2 separate regions of the Homo sapiens genome follow, and region 2 is linked to region 1. Evidence: read pairs that join two places in POLR2A ChIA-PET (ENCODE). Cell type or tissue: Panc1. All regions are shown on one strand.

Evidence for each region. Peaks named below come from ENCODE experiments on the same cell type or tissue, not always from the same donor. Only the 100,000 strongest peaks of a DNase experiment are listed, where the experiment ranks them.
Region 2: POLR2A ChIA-PET joins it to region 1 with 6 read pairs; 2 of 35 experiments call an interaction of 5 or more read pairs at or near these places.

Annotation. Positions count from the first base shown.
Region 1 is chr4:102,976,024-102,984,023 of GRCh38, forward strand. All of the region lies in intron 3 of SLC9B1 (solute carrier family 9 member B1), which reads right to left. Among named protein-coding and RNA genes, the nearest start is that of SLC9B1, 40 kb to the right of the region's middle. In Panc1, no CTCF peak of the experiment used is centred here; no DNase peak of the experiment used is centred here.
Region 2 is chr4:102,812,666-102,820,665 of GRCh38, forward strand. The region is part of intron 2 of UBE2D3 (ubiquitin conjugating enzyme E2 D3); the gene reads right to left. Among named protein-coding and RNA genes, the nearest start is that of UBE2D3, 11 kb to the right of the region's middle. In Panc1, no CTCF peak of the experiment used is centred here; a DNase peak (open chromatin) is centred at 3,536.

The sequences.
Region 1 (8,000 bases):
ATATGGAAGACAAGAAAGGAAGAAGCAGTGAGGGAAGAAGAAAACCAGTTGGTGCCTCAGAATTAGAAAAAAAAGACAAGTGTTTCAATAAGAGAGTGATCATTGGTGTCAAAAGCTGGAAAGATCTTGAATACGATGCAGACAGAAACGTTCACTGGATTTGGTTAATACACTTAGTCAGATAAACCCCAGCAATTTCACCAGTTACGGTCGTTTTCATACTCCAGAGATGAAGGATAACATTTACTAGCCTACGTAATATTCTAGGTCTTGAATGTAGATATCAGTATTGATTTACTTTGAACTTCTACTTTAAAATCAAGAAATTAAGTCTCTTCTGAAATTCAAAGATATTATCATTTCTTAACAGTCATCAATAGTTTTCATGACATCTCATTTGAAGCAATAACTAATTTATATTGCATTAGCTAATTTAATAAATGGTTTCTGAAAGACTATATGCAAGGATAGGTCCCAGTCATAAAGAGCTAATACCTGCTTTGAAGGAACTTACAATTAATTTAATAAAAAAGACAGAAATGTTGTACAAATTAAAATGGCATAAGTGCCAAAGTAAAACTGGAAAATCTGGAAAAAAATCATAGGTTCTTGAAAGATGAAATTTCAATAGGCAAAGATAAGGACATGGTAAGTTAAGGGATAGGATGGACACAGATATAGCAACGTGAAGTCAAGAGCACATTGAGAGGTAAGTAAATTTGTCCGGATGAAGTGAGATATTTTGGCAGGTGAGAGTGGAAAGAAAATTCATAATTGAAACATGAAGTGTCTTGAATGCTTTGCTAAACTTTAGGAGTAAAATAAACATAAGAAATGTTATGGGCTGGGTGCAATGGCTTATTATCTGTAATCCCAGAACTTTGGGAGGCCAAGGCTGGAAGATGGCTTGAGCCCAGAAGTTGAAGACCAGCCTGGGAAACTCAGGGCAATGCTGTCTCTACAAAAAATTTTAAAAATTATCCAGATATGGTGACATGTGCCTGCAGTCCCAGCTACTCAGTAGGCTGAGGCAGGAGGATCACTTGAGCCCAGGAAGTCAAGGTTGCAGTGAGTTGTGATGGTGCCACTGTACTGCAGCCTGGGCAACAGAGTGAGACTCTGCCTCCAAAAAAAGAAAAAAAAAGAGAGAAATATTATGGAAGTGGAATTGATAGGGCTTATAAACAAACTGAATAACAGCATGAAGAAAAAAGGCCAAGTCAAAGATGCTTATGAGCTCTCTAGGCTGTATAACTGAGACAATATTATAACTTAAAAAAAAAAAAAAAAAAACAGAAAAAAAGGAAGAAGAACAAGAGGAGCAGAGTTTTCTAGTGAGAAGATGAAGATACTTTTGACTACACTGGTGTAAGTGACCTTAAGAGAATTACAAACAGGATTCTGGTTAAATAATTTATTATTATGCTTGTAGTTGAGGGTAGATATTTTGTTTTAGCTCCCTGGCAAACAGAACCTTATAGGTATTCAATAAATGTTTGCTGAGTAAATGACATTTTGATGTATCTAAATTAATGTTACTTCAGGAGAGCACCTAAACACCAATGTTGAGAACGTTTTTGGGAATACTTTAATTATGAACTTTTAGAACACTAGTACAATTTTTTTCTAACAACCAGAAAAATTTCTTGTCCCTAATAATTCTTTTCAATGTGCCATTCTCAGAGCCCCAGCTGGGTGCAGTATATGGCTAAGCAATTAATATGGGACAGCTAGAGTTTTAAAAATATATAGTCTATGAGAAGTTACAAATTTTTAAAAACATATTCTTTTTTTATTATTATACTTTAAGTTTTAGGGTACATGTGCACAATATGCAGGTTAGTTACATATGTATACATGTGCCATGTTGTTGTGCTGCACCCATTAACTCGTCATTTAACATTAGGTGTATCTCCTAATGCTATCCCTCCCCACTACACCCACCCCACAACCATCCCTGGTGTGTGATGTTCCCCTTCCTGTGTCCATGTGTTCTCACTGTTCAATTCCCATCTAAGAGTGAGAATAAGAGGTGTTTGGTTTTTTGTCCTTGCGATAGTTTGCTGAGAATGATGGTTTCCAGCTTCATCCATGTCCCTACAAACGACATGAACTCATCATTTTTTATGGCTGCATAGTATTCCATGGTGTATATGTGCCACATTTTCTTAATCCAGTCTATCATTGTTGGACATTTGGCTTGGTTCCAAGTCTTTGCTATTGTGAATAGCGCCGCAATAAACATACGTGTGCATGTGTCTTTATAGCAGCATGATTTATAATCCTTAAATGGGATCTAATTAAACTAAAAAGCTTCTGCACAGCAAAAGAAACTACCATCAGAGTGAACAGGCAACCTACAGAATGGGAGAAAATTTTTGCAATCTACTCATCTGACAAAGGGCTGATATCCAGAATCTACAATGAACTCAAACAAATTTATAAGAAAAAAACAAACAATCCCATCAACCAGTGGGCGAAGGATATGAACAGACTTCTCAAAAGAAGACATTTATGCAGCCAAAAGACACATGAAAAAATGCTCAATATCACTGGCCATCAAAGAAATGCAAATCGAAACCACGATGAGATACCATCTCACACCAGTTAGAATGGTGATCATTAAAAAGTCAGGAAACAACAGGTGCTGGAGAGGATGTGGAGAAATAGGAACACTTTTACACTGTTGGTGGGAGTGTAAACTAGTTCAACCATTATGGAAGTCAGTGTGGCGATTCCTCAGGGATCTAGAACTAGAAATACCATTTGACCCGGCAATCCCATTACTGGGTATATAACCAAAGGATTAAAAACGTGTTCTTATTTTTAGGATAATACTACAAAACTTTTCTAAAATAAATGCTCTAAAACTTTTTATTTGCTCTCTAGTATTTATTGATATGGTTAGCTTTCTGGTTTCTTAATTTACCGTACATGGTTATACTCATTATTAAAAGCTTTTTAAATATGATGCTGTGAAAGGTGTTACAGAGAGCAACTGCATAAATAGTTCTACTTATGACAGGGTAAAAACCACTGAGCAAACATACTTAATTGAATGGATGACTTCTTGGGGAATAAAAAAGCATTATAATGTAAAACTGTAGGTGAAAACCCTTCTCAAGTTCATTGATGTTAGAGACAAACGTTTTCAACTCTTTTCATTTCCTATTTGCTCTTTGCCAAGATTGGAATAGTAAGTAGTTAACCTGATTGGTGAGAACCTCATAGTTATTGAGCCATATCCTAGAATCAGTAGGTAGGTTTCTTTTGCCTCAAAAGTGAGAAATCCATTCCTCTGTCTGTTTTGCATTGTTTGGATGAGTAAACTCTCCTCTTTTCATTTGTTATTCTCAGTAGTAAACACATGTGGGTCAGGACCCCTCTAAAAGGCATCCATTTCTCTTCTCCAGCCTCTAGTGAACTCCAGTCTGCTCATGATAGTGTTTTTGAGGCAAGTCCTTCCTCATAGTTAACTGCGTACTCAAAGTCTGCTCTGAAGGATCAGCTTTCCAGACAGGAGGAGACACGATCTATGGAGAAGCCTTATGTTTACTCCATTTTTCCAAGGAGATCTTACTTGGGGGAAGCACTGGCCCTCCACTAATGGAACTATGTTCATCCCCACTTGGCTCCTTAGTGTCTGTTCTCTACTGACTATAACCCAGAAGGAATGTGGATATTATTGTATTTTTAATAGGCTTTATTTTTTAGAGCAGTTTTAGGCTCACAGCAAAATTGAGCAGAGATTACAGAGAGATCTCAAAAATCCCCGCTCTCTACAACCTACAGAATGGGAGAAAATTTTTGCAATCTATCCATCTGATAAAGGTCTAATATCCAGAGTCCACAAGGAAGTTAAACAAATTTACAAGAAAAAAAACAAACAACCCCATTAAAAAGTGGGTAAAGGACATGAGCAGACACTTCTCGAAAGAAGACATTTATGCAGCCAGCAAACGTATGAAAAAAAGCTCAACCTCACTGATCATTAGAGAAATGCAAATCAAAACCACAATGATTTACCATCTTATGCCAGTCAGAATGGTGATTATTAAAAAGTCAAAAAACAACAAATGCTGGTGATGTTCAGAGAAAAAGAAACACTTTTACACTGTTGGTGGGAATTTACATTAGTTCAACCATTGTAGAAGACAGTGTGGCAATTCCTCAAAGATCCAGGAGCAGAAATACCATTTGACCCAGCAATCCCATTACTGGGTATATACCCAAAGGAATATAAATCATTCTATTATGAAGACACATGCACATGGATGTTCACTGCAGCACTATTCACAATAAAAAAGATGTGGAATCAACATAAATGCCCATCAATGATAGACTGCATAAAGAAAATGTGGTACATATACCATGGATACTATGCAGCCATAAAAAGGAATGAGATCGTGTCCTTTGCAGGGACATGGATGGAGCTGGAAGCTGTTATCTTCAGCAAACTAATGCAGAAACAGAAAACCAAATAACACATGTTTTCACTTATATGTGGGAGCTGAATGATGAGAACACATGGGGGGAACAACACACACTGGGGCTTGTTGAGGGGGTTGAGGGACGGAGAGCATTAGGAAGAATAGCTAATGGATGCTGAGCTTAATACCTAGGTGATGGATTGATCTGTGCAGCAAACCACCATCGCACATGTTTACCCATGTAACAAACCTGCACATCCTGCATATGTACCCTGGAACTTAAAATAAAAGTTGATGAAAAAAAAATCCCGGCTCCCACACACTTCCTCTATGACCAACATTCCACACCAGAGTGGTCCATTTGTTAGAATTGATAAACCTATATTAACACATCATGGTCACCCAAAGTTCAGAGTTTACATTAGGTTCCCTCTTGGGTTTGTATGTTCTATGGCTTTTAACAAATGTATAATGACATATTTCCATCATTATAATATCATACAAAATAGTTTCACTGCCCTAAAAATCCTCTGGGCTCTGCCTGCTCATCCCTCCCTCCTCTCAATTCCTGACAACCACTGATCTTTTTACTGTGTCCATAGTTTTGCCCCTGTTAGAATGTCATATAGTTGGACTCGCACAGAATGTAGCTATTTCAGATTGGCTTCTTTCACTTAGAAACATGCATTTAAGTTTACTCCAAGTTGTCTCATTGCTTGATAGGTCATTTCTTTTCAGTATTGAATAATATTCCACTTTCTAGATGTACCACAGTTTATTTATTCACTCACCTAATGAAAGACATTTTGATTGCTTCTGAATTTTGATAATTATCAATAAGGTTGCCATAAACATCCATGTTTATGTGCAGGTTTTTGTGCGGACTTAAGTTTTCAGCTCATTTGGGTAAATATCAAGGAGTGTAATTGCTGGATTGTATGGTAAGTCTTTTTATTTTTGCAAGAAACTGCCAAACTATCATCCAAAGGGGCTGTACAGTTTGTACAACTCCCACCTGCAATGAATGAAAGTTCCTGTTGCTCCGTACCCTTGCCAAGATTTAGTGGTGTCAGTGTTTTGGATTATGGCCATCCTAATAGGTGTGTAGTGGTCTCTCACTGTTGTGTTAATTTACAATTACCTAATGACCTATCATGTTGAGCATCTTTTCATAAGCTTACTTGCCATCTGTATATCTTATTTCGTGAGGTTCCTGTTGCAGTGTTGTGTTCATTTTTTAATCTGGTTGTTTGTTTTCTTTTTGGTGAAGTTTTAGAGTTCTTTTTATATTTTGATAACAGTCTTTATCAAATATGTCCTTTGCAAATATTTTCTTCCAATCTGTTGCTTGTCTTTTCATTCTCTTGAAAGTGTATTCCACAGAGCATAGATTTTTTTCCCTTCTCTTTCACAGAAGGGAACAGCATGGAAGAACATACATTTTAATGTTAAGGAAATCAAGTTTATCTATTATTTCTTTCATGGAGTGTGCCTTTGATATTATACCTAAAACTCATTACCATACCAAAGGTCATCTAGATTTTCTATGTTACCATCTACATTTATAGATCTGTGTTTTACATTCAAGTCTATGATATGTTTCGAGGTAATTTTGTGGAAAGTTTTAAGGTCTATGTATAGATTCCTTTTTTTTTTTGCATCCATGTGGAGGTCCATATGTTTTGTCATGATGTATAGTTGAAAAGATTATGTTTGCTCCATTGTATTGCCTTTATTCCTTTGTCAAAGATCAGTTGACAATATTTTTGTGGGTCTATTTCTGGACTCTATTCTGTTTGATTGATCTCTTTGTCTAGTCTTTTACCAATACCACATTGTCCTGATTATCGTAGCTTTACAGTAAGTCTTGAAGTTGGGTAATGTCAGTTCTCTGATTTTGTTTCTCTCTTTCAATGTCGAGTTGGCTTTTCTGGGTCTTTTGCCTGCCCAAACAAATTTTTAAATAAATTTGTTCATATCCACAAAATAACTTTCAGGAATTTTGATTGGGATTGCATTGAATCAAGTTAGGAAGTACTGACATCTGACAATACTAGTCTTTCATGAACATAAAATATTTCTCAATTTATTTAGTTCTTTTATTTATTTCATCAGAGTTTTATAGTTATTACTCAAATAGATCTTGTATATATTTTTGTTAGACATATATCTAAGATGTTAATTTTTGTGGTGCTAATGTAAATGGTGCTGTTTTTAATTTCAAATTCCATTTGTTCACTGTGGCACATAGGAAAACAATTGACTTTTGTATATTAATCTTGTACCTGCCATCTTACTCACTTAGTAGTTGTTCCAGGAGTTTTTTTTACATGATTCTTTTAGAATTTTTACCGATACAATCATCTTATCTGTAAACAAAGACAAATTTATTTCTTCCTTCCTAACCTGTATACCTTTTATTTACTTTCCTTGTCATAATTCATTAGTTGGACTTCCAGTACAATGTTGAAAAGAAGTGGTAAGAGGAGGCATCCTTACCTTGTTACTGATCTAGAAGAAAAGCTTCTAGTTTTTCACCAATGAGTACAATGTTACCTGTAGGATTTTAGTAGATAGTTTTTATGCAGTTGAGGAAGTTTCCACTCTATTCTAGCTTGCTGATAGTTTTTTATTTTTAATCATGATTGGGCATTGGATTTTGTCAGATACCTTTCTGCATCTACTGATATGATCATGTGATTTTTCTTCCTTAGCCTGTTGATGTGATGGATTACATTACTTAATTTTTGAATGATGAACTAATCTCATATATCTGGGATAAATCCCACTTGGTCATGGTCATGGTGTATCCTTTTTATATGCTGTTTAATTCAATTTGTTAATACTTTGTTAAGAATTTTTGCATCTATGTGCATGAGAGATATTGGTCTGTAGATATTGGTTCTATAATGTTTTTGCCAGATTTTGATATTAGGAATGCTGACCTTATAGAATAAATTGGAAAGTATTCCTTCTGCTTATGTCTTCTAGAAATAGCTGAGAAAATTGTATAATTTCATCCTTAAATGTTTTGTAGAATTTATCAGCGAATCCACCTGGGCCCAGTACATTCTGTTTTGGAAAGAAACACTGATTCAATTTCTTTAATAGTTATAGGCCTATTCATATTATCCACTTCCTCTTCTGAGTTTTGGCAGATTGTGTCTTTCAAGGAATTGGTCCTTTTTATCTAGGTTATTGAATTTGTGGGAATAAAGTTGTTCATAGTATTACTTTATTATCCTTTTAATGCCCATGGGATCTGTAGCAATGTCTTCTCTTTTATTTCTGATATAAGTAATGTGTGTCTTCTCTCATATTTTTCTTAGTTAGTTTGGCTAAAGGCTTATCAATTGTGTTGATCTTTTCAAAGAACCAGGTTTTTGTTTCATTGAATTTATTGATTTCCTGTTTTTAATTGTACTGATATCTACTCTAAATTATATTACTTTTTTTCTTCTGCTTACTTTGAACTCAATTAGCTCTTTTCTTTCTAGCTTCCTGAGGTGGAAGCTTAATTTATTCATTTTAGATCTTTCTTTTTTTCTATTAAGAAATATTATCAAATGC
Region 2 (8,000 bases), 160 kb before region 1:
AAAGCTCTTTCAATGGAGCTGCTATTTTTATTGGGTAAGTTTGTATTCTGTAGCAGCATGGAATAAAATTGAAATTTCGAGAAACACTGAAAAAGAAAAGAGACTACATAAAGTGTTTTTGTCTTATTAAAAAAGAATTGAGACTTTGTCCCATTTAACAGGATTTGCTCTAAGCTTTTAAGACACCTTAGCTCCCAGAGGGCATTTTGCCATTTAAAAAATTATAGTATTATAGACTACAGTCAATGGGGGTTATTAATTTAAACCTTATTAACCTCAAAAGTGCTACTTTCAACAAGATTAAGTAAGACTATTAGAGATATTAGCAAAACAGCACTGAGAAACAGGGCTAGGAAACTAGAGTACACAAATACGGACTAAGAATAATTGTACTACCTTTAAAAATGTTAAGATGATCAACACAAAGTTTTAACTGCTCTAATAGTATCTTTTTTAAAAAATGAAGTTTTGATTAAAGTTGTTTAGTTAAAAGTCCACCAATCCTCTCCCCTTTTAAAAAAGTGATGGGAATCTCACTATGTTGCCCAAGCCGGACTACAGTGGCTATTCACAGGCGGAATCACAATCATAAGGCACTATAGCCCAGAACTCCTGGGCTCAAGGGATCCTCTTGCCTCAGCCTCTTAAGCAGCTGGAGTTGCAGGTACGCATCACTATGTACAGCAATTTGTTGAACAATAAATGTACATTTTTAATTGTAAAATTAAACAATGAATTTTGTTGATTGACTCCATGTGGGAAGAAAAGGTGACGCTAAGATTTTTGGCCTGAGCAAAGCATGAGATTGGCATTAAGTAAAATGGTCAACTTACAGGTGAAGCTTGTGGGCAGATGTAGAGATAAAGTAAGTAAAATAGGATAATGTAAGTAAAGACTCAATTTGAAAAGTATATATACAAGTTGAGAACAGGCTGGGAACAAATACAAAGTATCATTAATAAACAAATGATGTTTATAGCCATTCAACTTGGTGAGAGCACTCCTGGAACAGAAGGTCCTAGGAGTTAACACTGGACTAATTTAACGCTAAGAAAGGGAACCTTGGCCAGTAACCTGAAAAGTTAAAAAGAAATAAAGAATGTGAAGAAAGGCTTTGTCACAATAAACAACACTGCAGGAAAATTAAGAGGCAAATATTTGCCTCTTATATTCAAAATACACTTCAGAAAATGGCCAGTTGTTCGGGAATGGTCAGTCTAGATTAATGCCATAAAACAAACAACAAAAATAGAGTAGACAAGGAGAATTGTCCTGATATGCTGTGCCAATTCACTTTGGAAACTCATCACAACTACTTACAAGGTTGCCAGAGATCCCAAGATTCACAATTTTAAGACTGTATATCACACACCCTTTATATGCTTGTCTGTATAGATATACCCTCATGTCTTCCACATATTCAGAAATGGAAGAAAATTCATTCCAAATACTATTGATTCTGATCAGTGGGAATTACAGAAATTCATATCGCAGTTCAACAATCTGTAAAAGAAACTACATGGCTTTTGGCCTTCAAAAAATTGTAACAGAAAATATTAACTGAACCAAATCAGTATTTCAGAAGCTTTTTTTTTTTTGCAACTTAAATTATCCACTATTAAGAAAATGACTTTTTTTTTTGAGATGGAGTCTCCCTCTGTCATCCAGGCTGGAGTGCAGTGGTGTGATCTTGGTTCACTGCAACCTCCTCCTCCCAGGTTCAAGTGACTCTCCTGCCTCAGCCTCCTGAGTAGCTGGAATTACAGGCACATGCCACCACACCTGGCTATTCTTTTTTTTTTTTTTTTTTTTGTAGTTTTACTAGAGATGGGGTTTCACCATGGCCAGGCTGATCTCGAAATCCTGACCTCAAGTGATCCGCCTGCCTCGGCCTCCCAAAGTGCTAGGAATACAGGTGTGAACCACTGCACCAGGCCTGCAGTCTTACTTTTAATCTTACACAGGCCTACTTTTTCTCATGGTTCTCTTCTCATCTCTGAAATAGGAATCACTACCTGGCACATAATGGACTGGTACTTAACAAGCAGACCATGTGTAGACCACCCATCCTGAACCAAGATTCCTGGGCAAGGCTCTTAATTCATCTGTTACTGAACAAAAGCAAAACTGCTCCACACATGGGCCACATAATATAGCCACTTGTTTATTTAAATTTTTGACCTATGTGATAAATCCTGATGCTCAGTTGTCTAAAAATGTCTTTGTAAGCATCTGAATATACCTAATACTGAAATAAGAGTTTAAAAAGCTGACAACACAATCCAAGTTTTACATTTATTTACTCATAATTAACTCAATAAACATACTAGATTTTACATTTAATATATGTTAAAATGTCTGAACAAAAATATTTAGCGTAATTTTCTTTTTTTTGGAGATGGAGTTTCACTCTTGTCGCCCATGGTGGAGTACAATGGCACAATCTTGGCTCACTGCAACCTCTGCCTCCTGGGTTCAAGTGATTCTCCTGCCTCAGCCTTCCGAGTAACTGGAACTAGAGATGTGCGCCACCACACCCGGCTAATTTTTTGTATTTTTAGTAGAGACGGGGTTTCACCATGTTGGCCACACTGGTCTCAAACTCCTGACCTCAGGTGATCACCTTGGCCTCCCAAAGTGCTGGGATTACAGGCGTGAGCCACCGTGCCTGGCCAGAATAAATATTAAGATAAAATATTTTAATTTTAAAATAAAAATCAATGTAATCATGGTTGTTCTAAACACAATACCCAATAATGTTGGAATACTTCATTATAAATAAAACTAAAGGTCAGAAAACTATGAAGTTGACCTAGAATATAAACACCATACTACTTCAACATTACACATTTCAATTACAAAGAAAGTAAGAAAGTATTTCTTATAGAATAAATGAGTTTTCGGCACACTGATATTTATCCATCACTAAGCCTTTAAATGCTAGCATTATCATCCTTTTAGAGTGAAGGTATAATTTCAGCTAGTTAACACTGGGTTTCAGCTCTTCACTCCTGTAATTTCAGGTTCTTGTTACTCTCCTAACATTTCTAAATGCCTTACTTTCGAAGTTCTCCATCACCAAGACATCTCTTTAGTAATAATCAAAGAGATAAAATCAGCCCAATACACTTACCTACTTTAAATTCAATATAGAAAAATGACCTAAGTATTTTAACAATCAAAACAAAGGTCTTTTTTAAAGATAAAAATGCTGTTCTTATTTCACCACTTTCTTTCTTGCCATTTAAATAGTATCTAATATTACTATTTAAAGTACCACTTAGTACCCAATAGTAACAAAACCATGCACAAGCACTTACCTTTGAGCTACCAAATAATTTTTGTAACATTATATGCCCACAGAATGAGCAAGACAGTATCGTAGGAAAAAAAAGTGAGAAAAGAGTAAGTCATAGCAGATGCTCTTTGTAGCTAGCAGACATTTTGTCTACTCAATAAACCATCTTACTCATGAATTCCTTTTCCCTTACTCCAAATCATGTGACTGTAGTCCTGGGTCAGCCATCATTAACCAATTATTTGGACATGACTAACCACAGAATTTTGTTCCCTCAGCTGGGACCCAACTATTAGTCCATTGTCCATCCCAACCTAAGAGTTTCCAAATCAAAGGGACATTCTTCCTTCTATAATCAAGAGCTATAAGAATGTGACCCATAGCTGTTGACAGGCACGTGTCATGGACTTACATGGTAAAGTCAAAAGCTAAAGAGACCATATTCAACAGCAGCAATAACAAAGAGCTGACTTTCCATACAGATGTGCAATTTTGGTTCCTGAGGTTGTAGCTTGCTCTGGTTCCTACACCTATTCCATTCATTGTTAACTATCCCAGTTTCCTTCTAATAAATCCCTTATTTAATCTGGATTATATTAAGGAGTTAAAAAATATATACAGCAGTAGTGAGAGACCAAATCTGAATACCAATTATGTAGATTTTATGCCACTTCAAACACAATTTAGTTTTTGAGTTTTGCTGAAAAACATGTAAGAAATCTAAATGAAGCTAAGTCTTAAAATTGAATTAGGAGTAACAAGGTTAACTTTCACACTGGAGGTTAATTTAAATCCATTTCTAAAATGAAAATGTAATGTTAATTTCACCATCAAAACATTCATTCATTCATAGGAACATTGCCTTTTTGGTGCCATGCATGTTAGGTATAAAAACACCAAGATAATTAAGATAGAAATGCCTCCTCAGACTCAGCTAACAGAAAGCAGGTGCAAGACAAAACAAAAATTATACTTTAACAACCTACATGCTTAAAATAAAGGGACTCAAATGCTCTGAGAATCCTGAAAAACCAACCACTAACTTTTCCTGGGTTTAGAGGAGTGCCATTTGAGCTGGCTCTTGATGGAAAAATAAGCAGGCATTTACCAAGAACAAGGAGTGAGAGAAGCATTCTAGGTAGAGAAACTCAAAGTCAGGAGTGTCAAAGAACACAGGGCATAAAAATTTGCCAGAACAAATACTGCAGAGTTTGGTATACCAGACAGAGTACACCAGGAGAGTGGCAGATTTAGCTAAAAAGGCAGGTTATGACTTGATCTTTTAAAAGAGCCCTTGAATTTAGTCAGACTATTCCAAAGGCAATGGGAAATCACTGATGGTTTCGAAATAGAAGACAAATGAGTTTTGATTTTTAAATATACTAGCAGTCGTACACCACAAGTGTTTAACTGTACTCTTATAACCACTTTACGGAAATAGAGCTCATCTTCTCTGTTTTACAGTTGAGTCCCTTAAGAGAGGGGAAAGAAATGATTACATTCAAGCATAGAACATGTTCAGCTTTAGGATAGGTGAACTAAGTGTACCTACTAACAACTTAAAAATTTGGACTAGGGGTAAGTTTCAAAAAGGTTCCTTTCTCAACAGGGTGTCCTTGCAAAGATAATTTAATGTTTGGCAAACTGAGGGAAAAAAATTCTCAACTGCACCAAACTATTACTCAATGCTCCAGAATGAACACGATATGGAAAACTAATGTTTTCCTTAGTATTTATTTCCGCATAACCATCCACCGTTAGTCTGTATCTCATTATTCGTACGTAGTGTGAATCCAGTACTATTTTTCAAGTTACATGGCCTGAGAAAATGATTCTATCCCACAGCAAGACTATTTACTGGACTGGAAATCAATTTCCAACGACACCCATACTCAGCATTTTTAAAAGTAATTTTGTCTACGATAGTCACCTAACAAAATGTTTTTAGAGCCTAAAGTTTCACAGGCTTCAGGGACAAAAACACTAAAAAATTACACAATTGAAATTTTCAGCTTATTCCTTCCTAGCAGTCTAGAGGAAGAGGAACAGTGCCAAGAACCAGAAGGAACAGCTCTCACACGGCACCTGTAAAATTTTTTTATACTGTGCTGACTACCCCTCACCTAAGGGGAACAGCATTACTCAACTATTAAGGCCACTGAAACAGGAAAATGTTTGGTTGGGGACACTGACTTACTTTAGGAATTGCTCAAGGTTCCACTCACGTTGAAGGGACACTAAGATCAAGCACATACAATCAGGGTACAACACTAAGAAACTGTACTAGCTATAAAAAGAACAAAAGGTTGGACATTTCTTTTCCACAGAGTGCTCTTTTAGGAAACTTTCTCCTTTTAGTGTCATCTTCCTCTGAGCTGCTTCTCCTCAAACTTTCTGCACACTTGGCTAGTGTGAGAATCCAGACCTTCTCACTGGAAAAAATACTTGTATTTAAAAGCCTTAAAAAACCTATAGGAAAAGAAGTCAAGGAGACCCCTCTGCCTTCTTTCTAAGCTAGGTAAATGAGACCCTCTCAAAGCTCTCACATGGTCTAGTTCGCCTCATTAGTTAAAACACTACAAAGAAATTTGAGACAGCAACAGACTTTACACAACTGAGTTGTTTGCCTATTTCCTGAAGACCTGGTGGGCACCATGGTAGAAAATAGGGCAGGATTTTTTTCACCAAAAAAATCTCTCTAAAAGGCAACCAACAGGTACAGCTTAAGCCACTGGTGAGTGTTCTCATCTGGAAGTACATGATTTAAGCAGTAATGGGTTTGGTCACTATTTTTTTTTTTATTCTGAAACATTCCTTACATGAGATTTTTAATACAAAGCCTGCAAATGGTTTATCTTGAGGAAGACCTTTACTGTAGTCACTATGGGATATGGGATTTAACAGTTGATTGTTGGAGATGTTAAACTATGCTTTCTGCTTCTCTATTCTCTATCTTCCTCATTCAATGATAAGTGGTACTAGCAGTGGTGACCAACCACAGGCTACAAAGAACAGTAGGCCAAGGTATTGAAAACATTAAAGACCTGAAAGGATGCTAGGAGAAACATAAGAATGTCCCCTCCCTTGCTGGGCGTGGTGGCTCACGCTTGTAATCCTAGCACTTTGGGAAGCCAAGGCAGGCGGATCACCTGAGGTCAGGAATTCAAGACCAGCCTGGCCAACATCGTGAAATCCCATCTCTACTAAAATATAAAAATTAGCCGGGCATGATGGCGGGTGCCTGTAATCCCAGCTACTCGAGAGGCTGAGACAGGAGAATTGCTTGAACCCAGGAGACGGTGGTTGCAGTAAGCCGCAGTTGCGCCACTGCACTCTAGCCTGGGCAGCTGACCAAGACTCCGCCTCAAAAAAAAAAAAAAAAATTCCCTCCTTTCAAAGAGCTTATAAATTGGAAATACTAAAAATATTTATTCACAAATATTTATGAATATTATGAATATTCATGAAGCTACAGAGCAGCCATGTTCCAGGAGCCCAATAAGTATCTGAACATTCGGTTAACTTTCTTTCAATGACAGCCAGTATCTGTTCATCAGATCAACATAACCAAAAGGTAGCATTTATGAAAACAAGGTTTTAAGTGTCAACCCTATTAAAGCGTAACGCCATAAATAACTTATTCTAGGTTTCATCCCCCCAAGGCTTGTCAAAATTCAAAAGCCTATATAGTGGCAAGGCCAAGTTCATGGATTCTACCTTTAAGACAGTAAAATTATCACCACGATGTTCCACAAATCATTTGTTATCCCAATCTCTACCATCTATTTTGCACGTCATCACACAAAGGTCATACAGAGGACAGAACGCAGTAGTATAGATACATTTCCTCTCAGCACTTTCCGGAAAACTAAAAGCTTATGCCATTACTAAAGGTTAATTTCTTGTATTCTATTTGAGAGTCTATTTCTTTCAGAACTAAAGACAAGATTTACATGACTCAAAAGACAAGATTTGTATGACTGTGAATCAGCATTATAAAAACAGCCCTTGCCTCAAAAACCTATACTGAGCAACACAAAACACTGCTTTGGGGACTGGAAGAGATGATAAAATGAGGTGGGAAACAAAGGGAGTAAGTGCCTTAAGAAATTTTAAGAATCATCCTCAAGAAGACTTTACAACCAACCTAGAAAAATACAAAGGTGCGAACCAACAATAGAGGTCGAAGTGCAGTGCAATTAGCTGTCCATCAGGCAGACAGTAACTACTGTAACTGTTCATATAAAGATCTGGTTTACTATAAAGTTTTATTAACTTTAATGTTATGAAATGTCTGTATAAAATATGTAGATGCGAATATCAAGGCAGGGAACAACAAACTTCAGAAACATGGTTATTTCAAGAGAAGGATGCTTGGCAAAAAGATATGAACAATTTCACAAAACTCCAAATAGTCCCTTTAAAACACATTTTAATTTGAAATTTCTTCTGAGAAATCCTTTTTTATCTTAAGGTTTAACAGTAGGCACTGCACAGTATCTCACTGCATCACTGACAAGGTATTAACTTCCTGTTTAGTCGTAATTATAGGTGAAACAAGCATGCGTGTTCATTACACAAGGTACTAAGAATGGATTGAATATTACTAATTTTCTTTCGATCACCACTGAAGGTAAAGTCACTTAACATTATTCAAAGCCATTCTTTTGTAAGCATTATTTAAAAATGGGCAAAGAAACCC